Regions from separate parts of the Homo sapiens genome. Here region 2 is linked to region 1. A link is a loop called in an ENCODE intact Hi-C map of the cell type or tissue named here. Cell type or tissue: gastrocnemius medialis. All regions are shown on one strand.

The links. A loop is a pair of places that touch in the nucleus more often than their neighbours do. Peaks named below come from ENCODE experiments on the same cell type or tissue, not always from the same donor. Only the 100,000 strongest peaks of a DNase experiment are listed, where the experiment ranks them.
Region 2: it touches region 1 in a loop (6-fold over the local background); 4 of 110 quality-filtered maps call a loop at or near these places.

The regions. Positions count from the first base shown.
Region 1 is chr2:23,520,437-23,528,436 of GRCh38, reverse strand. All of the region lies in intron 2 of KLHL29 (kelch like family member 29), which reads right to left. LOC105374325 (a long non-coding RNA gene) reads left to right here. Exons shown (of 2, transcript XR_939831.2): 1 at 1-4,486. Among named protein-coding and RNA genes, the nearest start is that of LINC02923, 140 kb to the right of the region's middle. RefSeq lists enhancers at 4,034-5,233, 7,808-8,000. In gastrocnemius medialis, no CTCF peak of the experiment used is centred here; DNase peaks (open chromatin) are centred at 3,916, 4,316 and 4,666; H3K4me3 peaks cover 3,104 bases; H3K27ac peaks cover 5,275 bases.
Region 2 is chr2:23,585,771-23,593,770 of GRCh38, reverse strand. The region is part of intron 3 of KLHL29 (kelch like family member 29); the gene reads right to left. Among named protein-coding and RNA genes, the nearest start is that of LINC02923, 200 kb to the right of the region's middle. In gastrocnemius medialis, no CTCF peak of the experiment used is centred here; DNase peaks (open chromatin) are centred at 3,830, 4,390 and 4,710; H3K27ac peaks cover 8,000 bases.

The DNA.
Region 1 (8,000 bases):
TTGAACCACACGGAGAGTGCAGGAACTAGTGACTAACCAGCATCGGAAATGGAGACCAGCCTCGGAAACAGCCCCTCGCCCCACAACACCCAATCCCACACCCACCTCCAGCCATTCCGAGCCCCAAACCGGCCCAGGGCTTCATTGTTAAACACCCTCCGTCAGCAGAGCCCCATCTGTGCGATGGAATTTTTTTTTGTCACTTTTTCAAATCAGAATAGAAACAATTTTTAGTCTATAATTACCATTTCTTTTCTCAACAGACAAATGTTTCCTTTTAAATTGTAGGGCAGAAAAAGCAAAGAACAACATTTTAAACCAAAAAGAAAGACTAAAATTAATTTCTTCTTTACAGAAAAATAAAATACAACAGCTCTTAGAAGCCAGGTTTTTCTTTTCCCAAAAGAGCAACAAATGCAACAGTGTATTCACAGCCGCCATTAACTCCCATTTTAGAGGCAGGTCCCAGAGGGGTGGTGGTGATGGGGTCTGCAGTAGCCTGGGGGCCTTGCACCTTGATCTCCTGGCAGAGCCTGGGCTGCTCCTGATGTCTACGTTTGGTTGGGATGAATGGTCCAAAACCTTCAATGCAGAAAGCTGACTCGGGGTTTAGGGCTCCAGGAATCAAGATCAAGGCCTGGGGACTACCAGTTGCTCCTATGGAGGCTTGGGGTGTAAGCTAACCACCTGGCCCTCAGTTTCCTCACCTCTGAAATGAGAGCACAACCCATGTGGCGAGGTTGTTGGACAATTTCGTGGGCTGCGTGTTTTGGAACTCGAGAACACTGAACCAATCCTACTGCTTTCACCGTGCTGTCAAGACCAAGCCGACTCTTCGCTGAGAAAGGCTCTAGCTCTGTGCCCGGAGATGAACAGCCTCTAAGTTCTGCTCACAGCCTCTAAGTTCTGCTCACAGCTTTCTAAGCAGGCAAGCCTCTCCACCCACCCCAGGAAAGGGCAGTCCTTCCCTGCTCTGGGCTCCACAGTCTCTGAGCAGGCAGAAGGGATGCTGCAGACAGCATGGCGGGGCTTTTGCTGGGCAACACCCACGAGGGCCCTGCAGACACAGTGTGGTATACTAATGCTGCCCAGCCCCCACCCTGGGGTGGCTGGGGGGCGTGATTCTGAGGGAGGGGCAAGCACGTGCTGGCTCTAAAGGGGAGAAGAAGCAGGTCGCATTTAAGGACTGGAAAGAGGTCCAGTGTAGCTGGGCAGGGCCTGCTCAGGTGATGAAGCAGAGGCAGGAAACACACGTGTCCTCCGTGTGAGCCGTGTCTAGGGTCTGGGAGCCCATGTTAAGGAGCCTGGTTTCAGAATGGGCCAACATGGCCACCGTCGCCCAGTTCTCCTGGTTGAGGCTCCATCCCCACTCCCCATCCTAGCTTCCTAGCAGGGAAGTGACACAACACATGTCCACCAACGCAGGATACCAGCCCCGTGTGGTCACTGCTCAGCCCACCATGCTAACCCCGAGCACGAAACCCTGCGGGGGCTCCCTGTTACCCAGAGCTATACTGGTAAATGTTTAACACCCGGCTCTGCTGGTGGTGGTGGACAAAAAAAACCCACCCAGACCCTGATGTGCATGCAGCGTTCATCAGTTTCTGTTGTATAAATATTCCCACTGTGGCCGTTTCGAGCTACCAAGGTGCTGTCTCCTAATGAGGAGCTGGGAAGAGACGTTAACAATGGGCTCTTGGGAGCCACGGAGCCAACCCCAGCTCACCCCACGCTAGAGACTTGTGAGCTGGGTGTGGAGGGCAGGCCACAAAGGTGCTGCTCTGGACCCACGGCTGCTGCTGCTCTATGACCATGAGGAGGCCAGGTCACTCTGGTAGGCAGAGGGCAGAGCAGGCCACCAGCCCACTAGGCTCCTCTCTCTCCCCTCCAACCTTCAGTGGTTTTTCCCACCATCTGCTGGATCTCGTCCAGACACCTCACCTGGAATTCAGGGCGTCTCAGGCTCTCTCCAGGCTCTCCTCCCCCGGCCCCTGCAGAGCCCTCTGCACCAGCCTCGTGCCTCCTCGGCGTTCCTTAGTCACGCATGGGCTGTCCCGCTGCCAGGCCAAGAGCGCAGCATTTGTGGTCCCTCTGCCTTCGATGCCACCCCTCCCGCATGCCCTGACCACAGCTCTGGTTTCCCCTCCCCTGTGACGCTTCCTCCGACCGCCCACGTTCCTCTGAACTGCATGCGCTGGCAATGAACACCACGACTGCACGTGGGCATCCCCTGCCAGACTGCACACTCCATGCAGCTTCCTCTAGAACAAAGGCTCCAGAATCTTCTACTCAATGACTTAACACTCCTCACGATGGGATCCCTATTCCAGGTTTTTCCTAACCTGCTTTTCCCTTTCAGCCTTTACCTTCCTCTCAAGGAAGCAGAGGAGGGCAAACATTAGGGCCCAACATCCACGCTTCTGAGGACACAATGGCTGCAGGTCCACGGATGTCAGGGACGTGACTTGCCATGGCCAGATGAGGCCAGAAGGGTGGCTGGGTTGCATCGGGAGGAAGCTTCGTGCCAGCTCCAGGCCACAGTAAGACAATCACATCAGGACAGGTGGGGCCTGGGGCAGCAACACAGGATCCCTAGAATGAGCCCGAATAGGTGGAAAAAGGCAACTGGGCGTCCTGCGCACCTGATAGCTTTCTAAAAATAGCGGGTGGGCCCTGGCTCTGCTGGCTCGCCTCGGGTGGGGGGGGGGGGCAGGGGCTGGGGCTCACTCGGCCTCTGGGGAGCGAGGAAAGTCCCAGCAGGTTCCATGCCTTACTCTTCCCAGGCAGGGCAAAACCAGGCCCCTCGCCGCCAAGCTCAGGACGGGGGTCTGGGCCTTGCTCCTGCATCTCCTCCCCCTTAGCTCCATCCCACTGCCTGGCCAGAAGGAACTGTCCCTTGGCTGCTGGTCACGCAGGAGAGAGAGGAAGGGAGACAGGGCAAGAGCAGATGCCAGCAAGCTCCGGCCACCATTTCTTCTTGGCCATGGAAGCTGGGTACACAGACATTCTCCTCAAACCAAGGCACTGACGGCATTGAACAGAAATGTCATGGTCTGAAGCCACGTGGTGTAGCGGAAAACAAGAAAAGAAGAAATAAATTCTCTGGGCCAAACCCCAGAAGTGTCCTCTGCCCTCCCAGTCCCGCAGGCTCAGGGACAGGCAGTGGGCAAGGAGACAAAGAGAAAGTTCTTCTCTTCCAGGCGTGGGCCTGGCCTTAGCCTGTATTCTCAGTCCTCAAGTCTTCTCTGGCTTTTTCCTCCCTCCTACGTGCCGAGACAGGAATACTTAGCTCCCAGCACCTTGAAGTCAGGCATTTGGCCTCCCCTCCCAGCATCAGTGCCATAGCTGCACCTGGAGTGCTCAGCTGATTTGAGGAGATCTTTTAAAAACAAATCTCATTCATTAAAAGTAACAGTATGTATTCTTACGAGCCAGAATGTCAGCACATTTTAGAGATCACTAAGTCATCCAGCTGAGAACCAAAGTCTGAGAGAGTTTGGATAAAAAAAATTACAGGCAGCAAAATTACTTTTAAGATCCCCATGAAATAGAAATGGCCTCCCTCCCCACATGGAAAATGCCTTCCAATTCTTTTGCTGAGAGGCAGGAAGCCTGGGAGGCTTTTGTTTTCCTGTAATGTTTTCATACCAAATGTGTTCTGCTCACCATGAAGTCCTTCAGAAACTTTGACTTTTAAATCCAGCTTTCTGGACTCTTGGGAGGGACACATGCACAGCACTGGAAAGGGTGGCAAGGCCAGCAAAGGAACGGAACAGATCGAATCAGAGGTGTCCTCTCAACCACCTCGTCCCTCCACCCACCCCCTCTCTGAGTTGAAGGCCACAGATGCCCGCAAGCATGTTCCTCCTCACTTGGGCAGAGCAGAGATCATGTTGCTGAAATGTGACACCCAGCCCACTGGCCTGCCAGCCGTGTGGCCACCCTGGCACCAGTGCACGCGCGAGCCGCCCACCCGTGAGCCATGAACATCCATCACCGTGACTCACAGCTGCTGCCCTGCTTCTCCTGCCGACGCCTCCCGGGAGCCCGGGGCAGGACCTAAAGGTATTTCCTGGCCTGCTACTTCCTGGGTCTTCCTGAGCCCCTCCGAGCCAAGGCCGGCCCAGCAGGCGCCTGTGCTTCTGTAGTCTCTTCTGCCCTGCCTGCCCGCTCTGGGTTTGGTGTAATAGAAAGAGATGTGGATGAGGAGCCGGGCACTTGGGCCTGGGTGGCTCTGCCACTCCCTAGCACAGCACTGAGCAAGTCATCCCCCGCTCCAGCATCGGCTTCCTTTTCCGAGAAATGGGAACACTTGCATCTCCGCTACCTACGACACTGAGGTGTCATGGGGAGAAAAAACCCTAGATGGGGAAGGCCTTCGGAAGAGGAAGGCATGCTGGTAAAAAAAACTCATTCACATGACAGAGCAACGCTGGTGGTGTTTAGGCAAGCTCCCGAAAGACGCATGGAATCTTCTCTTTACGAGGTAAGTACTTACTTCAAGGTCCCTCTTTCCTCTTTGGTAAAAGGAATTGTAGAAGCGTGCCAAGTCCAAGCAGTACAAACAGCAAATAATCACTTGGAAGAGAAGCTTGTTGAAATGAGTCTTTGCTGGGGACAAGGCCGGCTGGCAGGCTTGGCCTATAAATCATTGCTCCCTCGTCGGCTTATTGGCTCTTGCAAAGAGATGAACTCAGCTGACTCTGACATTTCCCAGCTCCTACGACTGTGGCCTGCACACAGTAGGTACTTCCTCAATGTTTGTTGAACTGAATAATGGCAAAGGCAGCTGGGAAGTATGAGGGGGTAAAAGCCATGTCCACCCAAATAGGAGACTCACTACGTGAAGCCAAGGCGAGGAAAAAAATCCAAATCAGACGTGGCTTCAGTCTGTAGCCAGAGTGCAGTTCATTCCTGCCAGCCTTAGCTGAAAGGGATTTTGGCGGGGGGAAGCTAAGGGAGGTTAGAATTAACATACTTACTGTATTATGTTGCAGCAGTGATAAGACTAAAATTTTAGGATTTTCTTAATGAGACTCCTGCATTTACTGGTTTTCCTTATCAGCACTGGCAAGAACCACCGTTTAGTATTTATGTCCTTTGCTTTAGAATAGAGGAAGGATCATAAGAGGGGTTGGAAAACTCGCTCTACAAAATGGCTCTGCTCCCTTTCTGCTCTCGCTGTGGCATGCAGGCCCTCTGCCCCAGCCCACCCTGGGGTGGACCGTGCTGCCGCTGACAGGCACCCAGGTGGCAAAGCTTCCTGAGTTCCGGGTTTGCTGAACAAAATGCACACTGGTGCTGGTAAAGAAACCAGTGGAAGTGAGAATGCCAGGCAGTTCTGAATGCCTCTGCCCCCCAAGGTTCTGAGAACCATCCCCCCTCCCCACTAAATGCCCGTAACCACCCCCACAGGCAGGCGCATAGATTCTAACATTCAGTTCTTCAGAGACGGCTCTAACACCTGCTCTCGTGGTCAGCTCCACAGGGAACGCAATCAGGGCACTGACAAAGTCGAGTCCATGCAGGTCCTCACATCTGCACAGCACTGGTCACCTCTGCAGGGCTGGGCTTACTCTGTAAACTCTGTGGCGGCAGCAGGGGAAGAGCTGCACGTCCAACAGCCTGGCCTGGAGGTGGTAGATGGCTTTAGAGAGAGTTGCCACTGGAGTCAGGAATAAAAGCTCGGGGGTCCAGACTCAGGGCTTGGGTTGGAGGAGAAGAAACTCTCTCTCCAGAGACTGAGCCATGGGTTTCCCCACTCATACTCAAGGCTACCAGCCTACTTTGTGGGAAGAGAACCCAAAAGACCCGCCTCACCTTCCCACCCCACCTGATGACTCTCCAACCTGCAAAAAGCTTTTTTTTTTTTCTGATCAGATTTCAAAAAGGTAAAAGGTCTTCCATCTGCCCAGAAATAAGAACAAGCATCCTTCTGTGATCCCAAACATAACCAAAATTCAAAAAGCAATCAAAAGGGCCTTAGAGGCTGGGTGTGGTGGCTCACACCTGTAATCCCAGCACTTTGGGAGGCTGAGGCAGGTGGATCACTTGAGGTCAGGAGTTCGAGACCAGCCTGGCCAACATGGTGGAACCCCATCTCTACTAAAAATACAAAAATTAGCCAGGCGTGATGGTACACGCCTATAGTCCCAACTACTCAGAGACTGAGGTGGGAGAATTGCTTGAACCTGGGAGGTGGGGAGGTTGCCATGAGCCAAGATCATGCCACTGCACTCCAGCCTGGGCAACAGAGCTAGACTCCATCTCAAAAGAAAAAAAAAAGCCTTAGAATAAACACACACTGAAGCTTGGTGTTCACAGGCAAGCCCCAGCATCCTTGTTCATAGCCTATGGATGCTTCCTTTGCAAACAATTCTAACAAGCAGGTCCACAGCAGGTCAGGTGGGTACTAGTGCTTTAGGCAAAAACAATGACCATGGCAAGTTTAACTAATGAGAATAAGGGGAGATGCAGAAAGGCTGTGAAAAGCAGGTGCACAAACTTAGTAAGCATAGTGAGCTTTGACCATTTAGTTCAGGGATAAACGTCCCAACTACCTCTACGGGACCCCTGAGTATTGATGCATCATTGCATAATTAATGATACTACTAAGACCACAGACTGCTTAAGAGTGTGGGCTTTGGAATTCAACAGAGCCTTACGTCCTGGCTCTGATGTTTACCATCTGGCTGCAGTCTATTGAACAACGTGCTGAAACTGAGCCTCTGTTTCCTCCCAAGAAATGGGGTACAGGTAGTTACTACTCTTAGCTATGGGGAGGATGCTGCCTGCCTGCAAAGTGCTCAGTGTCTGGGTCACCTGGAGCATGTTCCCTGCAGAGACATCAATAGACACCAGGGAGGAGGCAGAGAGGAGTGGCTACTGGGCCTGAGGATGCTGAGGGAGCTCATGACTGCCCAGCTGGCCCAATGCAGCACATGGACCTAGGGGACAGGCTGCACCTGCAGCTTCACTGTACTAGGGAGAAGGCCCTGACTCTGAAACCCTGTGTGAAGTTAGAGCACCAGTCCTGCTAGAGGTTTCTGACATGGCTGAGTGGAAATAAAGTCTGCTTGGAAACTTCCAGTGCACGAACCTCGCCTCCAAGGGTGCCATGTAGGAGTCCCTTGTCCTTCCTCCTGCAGGCAGAGCTGGCTAGGAGGGCTTGGGCCACAGCCTTCCCTGGGAGTCCTTCTGCATGGCCTTCTGCATGGCCACAAGGAATGCCCTTGGGGAAGCCCCTCGAAGCAGTCCCCTCCCAGGATACCTCCTGCATGTATCCCACACCACATGGCAGGCAGGGGGCAGATAGACGGATACAGGAATATCCACCATCGACTCTCCTAATTCTAGCCATCCGGTTATGTACGTAGCTTGGGGTAAGGCAAAGAAAAATATCTGAGAAGATGGAAACACCCCTGAGGGGGAGCGGGGGGGGGGGTGGTCTTTGTAAAATGAAAGCAGTAATCAGAATTTGTATATGGAGGAAAGAAGACAATTGTGGAAACTATGCATCCTGAACTCGGGTTTATGATAATGTAACATTTCTAGCAATAATATTTGGGGAGAAAAGACAGATGAAAATGAACTGAACTTTATTCGGGGATCTCATTACGATGACTGTGGTTCCTTTTGTTAAAATACTGAAATTCCTATAATGAGATTTGTGTTGTACTAAGAAGAAATGTATGAAAGAGTCACCTTAAAGCATGGGAAAACTTTCATCCACTGTGAAACCAAAGTTTCTTTCCTTAAAGTGTTGGGAGTACGTAAATAGTCCACTGAAAGAAAAGACTTGTATAAATAATCACCTGCGCCTGTCCTTCCCAGTGGGCTCTGACAGTGCCATGATCTCAGGGCCCAGGAAACAGAGGTCAGGGCAGTGGCCTGACCTTGGCCTCCAGCAAAGGGAGGGAAATTCCAGTAGGTCCCCTCCTTGGATTCCAACACAAGCAAACACAGCCAGCTTTGTTCTTATTTTCCTCCATCACCCCGGC
Region 2 (8,000 bases), 65 kb before region 1:
ATATCTAAACTGTAAGGGCAGCCCCTGGGAGGGCTTTCCGAGGTGAAGACACTGCATTTCACAGCTGGGTTTTAGGTGTCAAGGCACAGTAGATGGGAGCAGGCTCCCTGGACCACCCTGGTCCTGACCCCACGTTCCCCGAGGGGTCTGACGTCCTTCCATCACTTCTCCTCCGCACCACTGCCCCAAAGGAGTGGTGAGAGGAACCACCCCACAGGAAAGGGAGACCCATACACATTCTGCTGTCCAAGGGGACCCAGAAGCACCAGCACCAAACAGATGCACTGAATAGATGCATCTGTTAGACACATAGGCCTGGAGACCGGGCTTGGGGAGAGTAAAAGGGCTGTGCAGCTATTCACCGCAGGCCCTGTTTTCACCCCTCTTGTATGACCACCCCCACTCTTCCACACAGAAAAGAATGTGAAAAATCCAACCCAAACCTTCCAGTGTCTGAATGCTCCCAAGCATCCACAGGGTTAGTAAATAAAACATTGGGATCAGTGACTGATTTTCTTCATTTTTGAGCCTCAGGATCACATTAGAAGTCCTGGACAGTCAACAAGCCACCAGAGGAGGCACGCTGGTGACAAAGATGTTCTTTCTCCAGCCTGCTTGACAACCTCCAGCCCAAGGACTCCCGGGAGCTGGGGTGGCCCCCTTCCCAAAGGACATCTCTAGTCTACTTCAACTTATCTAGGACCTCAATATCCCCACCCGCTCCTGCTTGCTAATTTCTGCATGACTCCACGGTGGACACAAACCACAGCACTCGAGCAGAGAACAATGAAGCCCTGAGAAGACCAGTGGGGTAGCTGGGAAAAGTCTTAAAGACCTACAAAACCAAATGGTGGAAATCTCTCAAGAGAGGCTTTTGGGTCAAGTGTAAAGTTCCTGGACCAACGTGCCTGCAGGGAGGGGACACCAGCTTACCTGCAGAAGGTCACCGGGACTTCCATTCCCCTTTGGGGGCCAGGAGATGGTCTGTTTGCTTCAACAGATTCATAAAGAATCTTGTCCTCTTGGCTGTCCCTGAGAAGGAGCAAGGTCATTGCAAGCTCTTGGTTCTTCCCTCTCTTTTGGGCAGATAAGCCACATCCCTGTCAGGTCTACTATGGAAAGAGGATGGATTCTTGCTTTGCACTAAAAATTCCATGCGACCCCAAAGCAGGGCTGACTTCAGAGGAGACCCAGGCTGCAGCCAGCCTGGCAGGGCCTGCACACATCTCTGTGCTCCTGGAGAGGCCCCCGGCCTGCGGCCATGTGGACCCTGAGCCTCTCTCTGGGCAGCTCAACTGCTAGGTCCCTGCTTGGCTCCCAGGTCAGAATGTTCCCGAGCAGCTGCCCCAGGACACAAATAACAGCTCCAGGAAGCAGAGCTCAGAGACAGCAGGGCTCAGCCTCTAGGACTCCTGGGTCTTAGGGTCAGAGTGGCCTGGAGCTTTGGGTGGGCAACCAGGGGCTCAGGATGGGAATCGGCACCCCTGGGACTAATGGGGCCCTGGAGCCGGGGTCACCAGCCTGATGGCCGGGCTTCTGACGTGCTCCTGTGCCCCTGGCTGGCTCCCTTTGTGAATGCCACTGCTGCTGCAGGCCAGCTGGGGCCACCAACCACTGATGAGGATGGGCCCCTCCAGAGGGTCTCTAATTTCCACAGCAGTGAGTGGGTGCAGCCCGCTTCCAGTAGGTGCTCAAGAAAAGCCCATCATTCACTCATTCAACAAACATTTGCTGAAAACCTTCCGTGCTCCAAGTCACGGCAGATGCCTGTTTGGCAGTCCTAAGGGGAGCTGCTCTGAGGCTAAACGGGCTTGGCAAGAAAGACTTCAGGAAAGAGATGGTTAGGACCAGGTTTCTGGAGATAAAGGAAGAGGAAGGAGTGAGGGCAGAAGCTGAAACGAGCAGCATGAGAATGTGCACCGCTCCCAGGGGGGCTGCCCTGAGGGGCGGGTGGGTGTGGGCAGCAGATGAGGTTGGAACGCGACGAGGAAGGCGAGTTCTATCTTGATTGTGGATGGGGGTCTCTGGAGGGTAGAGAGGGCAGGCTGGAGGGACAGGATGGAGTGCTGGAGACCCATGGGAGGTTTTACAGCAGTCCAGAGGAGACCGGGCGAGGACCTTGGCCAGCACGGTGGCCGAGCAGACGCAGTGACAGGATGGACAGTGGAGAGGTTTAACAACAGAATGGACAGACCTAGAGTAGTCACTGGCTGTGGGGGGTAAGGAGCAGGAGGAGTCAGGGACATGCGGATGGGAACATGGGGGTTGGGATGGGGGCTCCACATCAGGAAACCCAGGGGGAGGCTGAGATGTGAAGAGTCACGTGGGGGAAGAAGTGAGTCTGAAGTGCTGTGGACGCCCAAGGCTCTGCCCAGGAAGCAGCTGTCATGTGGCTCAGGAGCACAGAGAGGGCTGGCCTGGGACGGGACAGGACACAGGAGCCTGCGGACTGTGTCCTGGCTCTTTCCTTGTCCTGTTTAGTCTGCAGGGCAGCCGGAGAGATACAGCTAAATTGCCCCAAGGGCACCGGCCTCTTGTCTGTTCCTCACCCCTCCCTCAGGGCCGTTGCTCCTTTTCACCCCTGGCCTCAACATGCTTGTCCAGATACCCACATGGCTGCCCCTCACCTTGCCAGGTCTTTGCTCAGAGTCCCCTGAGTGTGCTGTTTAAAGTCGCAGCGCTCCCCACCTTCCGGCCTGGCGCTCTCGGACTTCTTTTCCTGCTTTATTTCTCAGACTTCTTTTCCTGCTTTATTTCTCAGGGGGGTCGTTGGGCCATCTGAGATTTCCTGACTTATTTTGTCATCGGCTTTCACCCATTAGCATGTGAGCTCCCAGCGGCAGGGACGTCTGTGGCGATCAGGGCCTCTCACTTCAGCACAGGCACACGGTAGATCCTAAATAAACACTTATCTATGGAGTGAATGAATGCATGGATGTGGGCCTCTGGCTGCCATCGCTGCTGAATAAACGACCACTTGATCTGCTGCTGACTCACGGCGCACTCTCCCTGCCTTGCTTGGGTCCTGGGCCATGTAGGGGATTGGGTTCCAGAAGGGGAGCTAGGGACCCTGGTTCTAGGTGGCCTGGACTTCAGAAGCTGCCCCTGAAGTTCGGGGATGGATCCGCAGCCTCTGTGTGTGGGTGGGGATTTTAGCATGCACTGGGCCATGCTCAGGACCTCGCACAGGTCTGGAGGGGAACCAGGGCCTCGGCATGGCGTCTGTGGCCTGAAAGGAATAAATCCATCCTTGCTTCAAAGGCTCCCAGAGTGTTCAGGTCTTCCACGTCAACCCACATACTTTGGCAGGGGCAGATGCAAAAACAAAACCTACAGGAAACAATCTGGGGAGAGCAGGAGGTGGAGCGTGAAATGGACAAAACATATAGGTCTGAGCTGGAACAAACAGCAGGGAGAAGGACCTGCCCGACCGAGGGCCTTCGAGAAAACCAGAAGCTAGAACTCTGCTTGGGCAGAGGCAAAAAAACTTCAGAATGTGTGCTTCTTTCAAAGCTGCATCCCTCCCTGGTCCCAGGGCAGAGAGAGTATCAGAGGAATACAACAGAAGAAAAGCGGGCAAGGGGCAGGAGCGGGCTTGGGGCCAGGAAGCCCAGCCATGCAGTTGGCTCTTCCATAGATGCTGTGTGACCTTGAACGTCTCCCTTCCCTCTCTAGGCCTCTGCTTTTGTCTGTAAAGTGAGGTGTCTGAACACTGGGCCTTCCAGCACAGCTGGCTGCTCCATTTCCTGGTCTTTAGGCAGCCTCCCTTTGGAAGGGCTGGCTGGGCTCTCCCAGGATGCCAGCTGCATGCCTTTGCAAGTTATCACAATATGGCAGGACCCAGAATAGACGTTGACAGTTGTTCAGTGCACAGCTTGTACAGCTGTACATGGCAGCCTCACCTGCCCTGTGCTTACAGAACTAGCACCCCCTTTAAAGGTCACTGAGTCCCAAATTTGGGAAGGCTCCTGAGAGAATTGTTCTGAGTAACCAGAGTGCTGGATTTAGCTTCTGGACCATGTAACATCCAGATGGCTGCTGAGTTGGACTGTTTGCTCAACTCAGATTTTCCTCTGAGGCAGAGAGGAAAAGCCTACTTCTCTGCAGGTCCCAAATGGGCTTTCTGTCTGCTGACCCTTGTGTTCTAGCCAACAGGGGTGGCAGGAGATCTTCTCTGGGGTCCTGGGGCCAAGGCCGCTCAACTTGGCTCCCACTGAAAAGGCAACCTGCAAATGACTTTGCCACGTTTCACATCTCCACAGCAGTGTGGAGTGGAGCTAAACCGAGGTGGGTGGGTGGCGGGATTCCGGGATAACCCTGGTCCCCAAGGCCACAGCTCCAAGGGTGCCCCACAGGCCCAGGGCCGCCTCCACCTGGACACACCCAGGCCGCCCTATTAATAGACCAGCTGCCAGCGCACTGCCTTCTTCGGAGTTTCCATTTCATGTGCTCTAGATCTGGCTGTCCCAGTGGGGACAGCTTCCTTGCAAAACAAACAGCAAAATCAATATTTCCTTCACCAGGGGAAGTGTAGGCAGGCCAGGCCTTTCTCCATTCCTGCAGGCAAGGCACAAGCCCAGGAACGGGGCGCAAAGGCCGCCTGGCTCATTTCTGCCTCAATTCAGCCATTTGATTATATTAAATTCACAGACATTTATTGAGCAACTTCAACATATCAAACCCCAGTGGGCGGGTGGAGAGAAGAATGAATAAGACGCATCCTGGGGCTCGAGGAACACACGTGTAACCAGGAGACAAACACATAAACCAAGAGCTATGGTGTGACGCGTGAGTGAGGCAGTGAGGATGTGGCCGGGAGGCCCGGTGTCTGAAATCATCAATCTTTGGGTACGGCTGGTGTCTGAGAGTGTGGAGATTGCCTCCTGGTGCCTCTCTCTCGGCAGGCTTAACCGGAGAGCTCTGGGTGAGACTTGTCTTCCGGGGGCTGGTGGGTGCTCCAAGCCAGGCCCGGCACAATTTCACTCTGCCTCTTCTCTGTGGCCTCCAGTCCACCTGCCGGTACAGCCTAGAACAACCCTGGCCTCAAATCTCAGTGCATAAAAAGTCCCGAGGGAGATTGTTAAAAATGCAAATATAGGCCACAGCCCTAGAGACTCAGAATCAATAAACTTTGGTTAGGGGAGAGGCAATGTCTGGGAATCTGCCTGTTCTATAAGCAGGAGGCCTCAGACCACAGTCTAAGAAGCACCACACTGGATCTGGGCTCCTTGGGGCAGGGGCCAGGGAGAGAAGCCCAGAGGTACCACTGCTGTGGTGTGGAGAAAACCCCATGGAAGGGAAACAGACTTGCCTGTGGCTGAAGCATGTGTCTCCAGGGCCCAGGCGGGCAAGGGGAGGCCTGGGAGGCTGAAGGTGGGTGGGGAGCAGCCCTCGGAGCTCTGACTTAGCTGCTGTTGAGAGTGGGCAACCTGAAACTGGTGAGGGGTGCTGAGGCCTGCTCCCAAGTGGGCAGGTGCACCTTCCCACTGGGCCAAGGGAGAGTCCTGGCCATACCAACTCAGCCTCTCTCCTGGGGCCCACTCGATGTTCAGCTTCATGCCGGGCTGGGTGGCAGGGAGGCCAGGAGGAGGAGCAGGCACTGGCACCACCCCAGGGGTGTGTGCAGGGTTGTCAGGCTACTCACAGGGCAGGGGCAAGCCCAAAGTGCATGGCGGGGACCAGGTCATCCAGAATTGTCAGAGGTTACAGAGAAGGATGAGGGAGGTGAGGGCCGTGGATGGGATCTGAGGACAGCAGAGGGCAGGTGAGAGGACTTTTTAGAAATAAACGCGACAGATGAACAGGCTGGAAGACACATGAGAAAAATTGTTACAACGAGGCCAGCACACAAGGCCATTCCTTCCCTAGCCTCTAAATTATTAGTCCATAACAATAAAACACTTTCCCTGCCCATGCGTCAGGATTCTTGGAGGAGCAAGAATGAGAAGGACCACACGGACTTTAGACCCCAGACACGGAACCGCTTAGCAGGCATGTTTTAGGATAATAAAGGAATCTAATGGAGAAGTGGTGCTTCCTTCCCCCAGAGCTCCGATTAGGCTCTGGAATATGGGTGACACGTACGCCGTGGAGGACACAGCGCAGTTAGAATTCTGCCAGCAAACATTCTCAAATATTCATGAAACATGGGACCAGGCCTGACTGTTAACACTGCAACTGGTTCCCTCCAATGGAGTGACAAATGGGCGCCAAGCACTGTCATCTGTCCCTTTGATCTTTCCAGCTCCTGCCAGGCAGTGGAGGGGGGACTCGGGTAGCCCGGGGGAGGCTGGGCTCTCCTGGTGGCTTATATTTCCATGTACGAGGGCTTGAGAACAGCAAATTTCCTCTGACTCTAAGGCAAAATCATTGATTCTCCAAGTCTTACTCCATCAAAAGTGATTAGTGGGGGGCCCTGAGGATTCCACTCCACCACGCTCACCTCCTTTATGAAAGGAGCATTGTTATATACACAAATATCAACGAACAGCACCGGCAAAAAGCAAAATGTCCAAAAAAAAAAAAGTAAATTGGCCTTTGGAAGAAAATAAGGAGGAAAAGAATAAAATGAACTCCTGGCTTCCTTGGTTAAGAGCGTCTTCAGAGCTTCTCGACACGCTGAGAGGGAACCACAGTGCAAAATTGCTGCAATTTAACAGGGCGTCTAATTAAAAGGAGCGACATGAAAGGCCTGTTCTTCCTACTCTGGGTTTGCTTCTTTCTGTGCAGGGATCAAAAGTATGACAACTCTGGGACAAAGAGTTATATCCCCCAACAATAAGACGGAGCACATCAGCTACTGAATGACTGGTTTTTATATCCTTCCGGCCAACAAATGTCGCTGAGGCTTGCGAGATACTCCCTGCTGTTTTAGGAGCTGGGGTCACAGAGAGGAATCAGACACTGGCAGTGCCCGTGGGGGGAAGAGAGCATTTAGACAACTAACTACAATGCGGCGTGTGCTAAGGGAGAGGGGCAGGCAGCCCTCTCGAGGCTGAGGGGCACCAAGGAGGGGCTAAGCTCAAGCACAAGGGCTTCTCCCTCCCCAACATCAGCTAAATGGACGTTTCCTGAGGTCATCCCCCGATCCTTACTTTAAAAAGTAACGCTGGCCGGGCGCGGTGGCTCATGCCTGTAATCCCAGCACTTTGGGAGGCCCAGGTGGACGGATCACCTGAGGTCAGGAGTTCAAGACCAGCTTGGCCAACATGGTGAAACCCCATCTCTACTAAAAAATACAAAAATTAGCCGGGCATGGTGGCAGGTGCCTGTAATCCCAGCTACTTGGGAGGCTGAGGCAGAAGGATTGCTTGAACCCAGGACATGGAGGTTGCAGTGAGCTGAGACCACGCTATTGCACTCCAGCCTGGACAAGAGTCCGTCTCAAAAAAAAAAAAAAAAAAAAAAAGTAATGCTTTTAGGTAGAAGGAATGGGGGGGAGGCTGCTCTTAATGGGTATGGGGATTCCTTTTGGGGTGATAAAGACATTCTGGAACTAGATAGTGGTGATGGTCCCACAGCCTTAGGAATGTACAAAACACCCCTGAATTGTACACTTTAAAATGGCAAATTTTATTTTATGTATCGCTTACCACAATTTTTTTTAAGTAGCATTTTCTGAGGTCACACTCCATTTAAGCTCTGCTTACTTCAAGGGTTCTGCAACAATTCCTGACACAGGGCTGAGAGGTGTCCCTAGATAGTTAAGCCTCCCCAGAGGCCTTCTGTGTGCTCTCGTTCTGCATAGTCCTGGCTCCAGGCTAGGCTTAAACATTGGGAATGAAAAAAGCCCATCAGCCACATCCCAGCCAACCCTTCCAAAGGCCACCAGAACTGCTCCCAACAGCATATCCTCCTGAGCTTCGCCTGGTCTAATTTTAAACTCTCCCCGGTGGTAGAGCAAATAAAGTGCTTCTCCTTCTCTGGAGCAGAGTCTGCTATTGCTTGGAAGTTCGTTTCTGGGAGGGCGGCTGGTGGGCTTGGCACTGTTTCCTTCCTAT